2 separate regions of the Homo sapiens genome follow, and region 1 is linked to region 2. A link is a contact called in ENCODE Hi-C or POLR2A ChIA-PET data. All regions are on one chromosome and are shown on one strand. Each heading gives the region's core, a stretch centred on a gene start or an enhancer-like site at or near the end of the contact. The rest is flanking DNA. Distances are from core to core; before and after follow the strand shown.

Region 1 (2,714 bases), core at 168-2,667, 330 kb after region 2:
CTGGTTTCCAAAGGTCATGAGTTCAAATTTCCCCCTTTTTCCAAACCTTGCTTCAAGTCCACAAGAAAAAAAATTAAAATGTATTGGAACTAGCAAATCCAACCCCACATGCTTTGACATCAGGCAAGCATTACAACTTTTCCTTTCTCTAAAGGACCAGTCCTATCTGCCATTGTGAATTGTTTTTTTCATTTGCCACATATGGTCTCTATGGCCCAATTTTAAGAATCTCCCACCCTTCACAGAGGGAATGGTGACAAGAGAGAGCTGCTCTTCCTGCATCCACAGCCTTTTGGCTGCTCTAGTGACACATTCCCATGTGATGGTATCACATTCCTGAGGGCGTACCAACTGCTTGTGACCAGGAACTACCTGGCCACAGACTGGGATAAACCATCTACCTCATGATGTCAGCTTATCACCTGTTTCTGGTGGGTTCTCTATGAACTACCTCTCCAGGGCACTTCTTCCCTCCTCATCCACATCCGGCCTCTAATGATGCCTGTTCACCCCTCCACCCAGTTATGCTCCCTTACAAAATTCAGACACAGCTGACCACTTCCAACTTTTTGGAGCTGGTAGAGTTGTCCATTTGGCTCAGTTCCGCACAGAACAAAACCATTTCTGAGATGTGTGCCACCATTCCCGTACCCATGGGAGGGCAGACCAGCCTCCATTGTTAGGGGAGTATAACATTTCTGAATAAATCAGAGTTTCAGAGCAGGAAATAGCCCTCAGAGGTTAGCCAAACCAACCTCTTGTGGAACAGGCTATGGCCCAAAAACGAGCAAGGACTTGGTCAAGATTGCTCTGGAAAGCTAACAGCAAGGCCCAGCATAAACAACAGCTCTTCAACTAAAAAAGAGTGCCTTTTCCATGATTCTCCAATACCTCTTCCTCTCAACAAAAAGTTGGATTGATGCTCTTGCTCCCACCAAGGTACAAACAAGACTCTACATTAGCTAGGTCTAAGCAGCCCCCAAACAATTCTCACCTACTAATAAGCAACTCCCATATGTCCAGGAGCATGGCAAAACAAAATAAGTTATTGGCTCAACCAGGTGGAAAGCACAATTAGCCTTGAAGGCAGTGGTCTGACACTACCAAGAATGGGTTACACAGGAAGCCAGTTGCAAAACCAGAGTCAGGCCAGGCCCCAAGTAGGCAGGACACAAATATAACAGGTGGCCATCCCCACACAGCCCCCAAGTGCTCTCTCTCTAAACATTAGTCTTGACTTACAATATTTAGAAGAGAGACTGAAAAGAGGTTGGGCAACCACTGGAACGGGGGAAGGGCCAAATGTTTAAAGCTGAAACTTCCTTTCTAGCTTCAGAACTCTGACCTAACCATGACCAGAGCTTAAGTCCAGGCCTTTATGAAACAACACTGCCTTCCCTTCCCACACTCCACCCCGTGCATAGTCGAAAACCAAAGTCTTCTGTCTCCCAATCAAGCCTTGTCTCCATTACTCATTAGCTGAGTAATTTTTGCAGCCACTTAAAGTCTATGAGCCCCAGTTTTCCCTTATGTAAAAGTAAAGATAATAATTCCTGGCTGGGTGTGTTGGCTCACACCTGTAATCCCAGCACTTTGAGAGGCCGAAGTGGGCGGATCTCTTGAGCCCAGGAGTTCGCGACTAGGCTGGCCAACACAGTGAAACCCTGTCTCTATTTTAAAAAATAATTTTAAAAAAGATAATAATTCCTAACCTGCCAACTGTAGAGAGTTGATGAATATCAAATGACATAGTAATAACAATAAAAAAGAGTTTTACAACTATGAAACTTGTTACAAATATAGAGAATTATCATTACTTGGACACTGGAAAAAAATTACAGGGCAATGCCAGCCAACCTGTCAAGAGATTCCTTCAATTCGCATCTGACTTGGCTATTTTAAACAGAAAACTATTTGGAAAATGGGCAGCTATCCCCTAAAATTATAAATCCTTTCCAGCTTCCTAACCCTAGAATTTCTTTTTCTGGGATGTTAAGCAGCTAGAGGTTCCAGAAGAACTTGCCCCAAGAGGTTCCTAATGGCTCTTTTAAGATTTTCTTTAAGCTTGGTTCTTCTTGCCAAAGGACAATCTCAGTAGAGTGTGATGAAGGGAGAACTACTCGACTCTCCCTGGAATAAAAGTCCATGCAGGGCACACTCAAACATGTCTTCTCAACCTCCGATCTTTGAAGGATTGCCTCCTTTCTAATCCGATTCTCATAAATATGCTGCCTCTACCTGAGTTCACAGCTGGAGGGATGGTCAGTGAAGGCACAAATGACCTGAGAAGTAGAAGCCTATCACTTTCCTTGCTCCAGAGTGCAAAGTTCACCATTTTCCTTATAGTTAAGGTCAGTTACCCACATCAACATAAGAGTAATACTCTATGGATTACTCAGCAACAGCAACCTAACCACTTCACCCTGGAAACTTTTAGGACACGTTTGCATAACTAATTATGTGTTATTTGGATTATCAGAAGAGCCTGTATTCCCTGAGCTCACATTATTTAGAACAGGCAGTCCACAGGTAGCTGAGAAGAGAGGGGATTTTTTTGTTTGTTTGTTTGTGTGTTTGTTTGTTTTTTGAGAGAGTCTCGCTCTGTCACCCAGGCTGGAGTGCAGTGGCTCAATCTCAGCTCACTGCAACCTCTGCCTCCCAGATTCAAGCGATTCTCCTGCCTCAGCCTCCTGAGTAGCTGGGATTATAAGCAC
Region 2 (2,700 bases), core at 169-2,668:
TTATTAGTACTTTGAAATTTGTGGAGCCTTATAGACAACATTGCTTCAGTATTAATGGAAGGAGTTAGTGGTTGAGCTGAAACTAGACTGGTATGCCTCTCCAATGGAGTGTATGTAAGAAAATCACATTCAGTTGAGAAATGTTCACCAGACCCATAGAAAGAAGACATAAATATCTATATGGGATGATATTAAGGGAATTTGAAAGCTCTTCTCTTGGTCTGTTATATTACTTAGAATAACATCATTTTTCCCCATATGAAATGCAAAATCCTCTACTGAAGAGCGTCATCAAGCCACTATTGTTGATGCAAAGGATGGGTCAGTTTTTATGGAGGGAATTGGAGGGAATAGACCAGAAGAATTAGGGGTAAGTAGGTGTCTAGGAATCTCTGAACACTCAGAGTGAGCCAAGTACCTGAAAGAAAAATAGAAGAAAAGAAGAAGTCCTCAGGACCATGCCTAAAAATCCCAGACTGCCTCTAGTATGAGCAGGACCTGTCCTGGGTCAGTTACAGGACAGGTCCTGCTGCTTGATGTCTCAGTCCTCCTAGGATAGAGCAAAAAGAGGACTGACCTGGGAGCCCAGACCCAGCTGTGCTACAGATTCTCTGTATGACTTTGGGCAAGTCCCTTTCTTCCTCTTTCTGGACCTCAGTTTCTTCCATATGTACCTAGTCTCTAAGAGTCTTTCAATTTTGAATCTCTAGGAGTCAAAGATTGGACTAGAAAAGAGGCTTTCATCTTTGAGTCATGCCTCTCAGAGAGTGCTATATGGATTACCACCAGCACTCTCCTCTTGAATGTGTTCAGCCCCACCCACAGTTACATATGCAAAGATTACTCTCATCTTCTTTCTTGACAGAGGGCTGACAATCATGAAAATTAGGAATCTAATAACCATGGGTCTCTAGACAGCATCTATCTAATCATTCTTTTCCTCTTTTTACTTTTTTATTTTGCAAAAGGGGTGAAAAAACTGTGTCCTAGATTGGAGAAAGGACTTACCCAAAGATACACATTGGGTAAATGGTAAAACCAGGACTGCTACTCAGGTTTCCTGACTCCTGGGTCCAAAGGCCATTCCACTTCCATGTGACTATCTCCTAAACATCCTGATTGGATAGAAAATATCCTATCCCCTTTTCCCCTCCATTAGAACCTCTAGGATAAAAGGCCAATGGAAGCCTTCTTCCTCCCACCTTTGACCTTAATCCCTGAGGAGGGTCTGAAGAGAATGGGATGGGCAGATCCAAGCCACCCTTGGCTGCCATGGACTCTGCCCCAGCTTGAGAATCCAAGAAGAGAGGGCAAATGGATACCATACCTGTCAGTGGAGTGGTGCCTTGGTCATGGAGGGGACTCTGATTCCCCAGTGCTGAGCCAACCTGCAGGGGCCAGATGGAATTGGGCTTTCTGCCGTGAGCAAGAAGCTTCTGTGTTTTGAAGGGCCCTTGGTGTCTTCAACAGGAAACAGAAATGAGGAAGATAAGACTGAGGTTAGCCAACGGAAATCTGGATGCAAAATGACAAAACAATGCTGTTGTGAAAGGGTCTGCTACTGCAGCAATAGTAGCAGGCCACTGCCCTGCCTCCACCAACTCCCAGCTGACCTTCAACAGACACTAACTTTCCAAGCTGCAGAGAGAGAGAGAGTAGAAAGCACCTGGCTGCCCTAGGCTCTGCCTGTGGGTCAAGGAGGTTTTCCCAGAATAATTGAGGGAAACCTGGAATACCAGAACTGAGACATTATCTAATGAAAAAACCCGTAGTCAAAATTGAGAAACAGAGCCTCTGAGGGATAAAAGGAAATACTCAGTATCACAAAGCAAATTAGTGGAAAGCTGAAATTTAAACCCATCCCCATGGACTCCAAATCACATGTTCTTTCACTCTGCCAGAATGCCTCCTGGTCCTGGAATACCATTTTACTTCCAACTTCTCTCCTGGCATACAGAACCAGCTACATAATTTGCAAGGCCCAGTAAAAAATGAAAACGATAGGCCCTTTATTTAAAAATTAAGAATATCAAGATGATGACAGCAGAACATTAAACTAAGTGTGGGGTCCTTCTAAGCATGGAGCCCTGTGAAGCTGTACAAGTCATATGCCTATGAAGCTGGCTCTGGGGCACAGTTATGACCACAAGCCACATTCTGTCATCTTGGGGCTTGCTGAAGGAAATAAATAAGGAAATTCACATTTATTGGAGTACTTATGATATTCTTTCATGTGTATTATCTAATTTATTCAACAACTCTCTGGTATGGTATTATTATTCTTATTTATAGGTGAGGAAACTGAGGCACACAGAAATAAAGTGACCTGTCTAAGGAAACAAAACTAGAAAATAATAGAGAAGGCAGATTTTTCACTCAGGTCTAACTCCAAATGTTGAGGTTTTCGTCTACTTTCCCACATTGGCTACAAGGAAGGGAGAAGAAAGTAGTTGACTTTGAGAAAGAAAAATTAGTGCCAGACCCCTAAGTTCAACTGTGACCTTCAGGCTAATGAGGGACATGAAAGGTGTGAAAAGAAGGTGGATGGTTTCTTAATGCCTCATGTTTGCAGTCTCCTGGAAGTCCCCACTAACAGCCAGGAAGATGATGAATTCCCATCATGCAGTGCCCTCCACCATGAATTCTGATGGCATGAAGGATGGGAGGGGCAATGCTTTCAGGTTATACTTTGATAGCTTT

Evidence for each region. A loop is a pair of places that touch in the nucleus more often than their neighbours do. ChIA-PET counts read pairs that join two places held with the same protein, here RNA polymerase II (POLR2A). Pooled maps may share reads with other maps.
Region 1: a map of CD14-positive monocyte shows a loop between it and region 2 (2.0-fold over the local background). The contact joins the enhancer-like site here to the promoter of MIR223HG in region 2. A Hi-C loop is called at or near these places in 6 of 168 maps with a recorded cell type or tissue (B cell, CD14-positive monocyte, CD4-positive, alpha-beta T cell and 3 more), 23 of 37 single-sample maps with no recorded cell type and 11 of 50 pooled maps. POLR2A ChIA-PET finds 5 or more read pairs at or near these places in 4 of 52 experiments (OCI-LY7, activated B cell, activated CD4-positive, alpha-beta T cell and 1 more).

What each region holds. Positions count from the first base shown.
Region 1 is chrX:65,687,219-65,689,932 of GRCh38, reverse strand. The region is part of intron 1 of MSN (moesin); the gene reads right to left. Among named protein-coding and RNA genes, the nearest start is that of MSN, 21 kb to the right of the region's middle. RefSeq lists a silencer at 1,359-1,408. Within about 2 kb of position 1,417, at least 4 of the 41 ENCODE cell types and tissues checked have a DNase peak (open chromatin) inside an H3K27ac peak, as active enhancers do; they include CD14-positive monocyte and OCI-LY7, where a contact is called at or near this core.
Region 2 is chrX:66,014,179-66,016,878 of GRCh38, reverse strand. MIR223HG (MIR223 host gene) reads right to left here and starts at 1,418. Exons shown (of 3, transcript NR_170299.1): 1 at 1,328-1,418.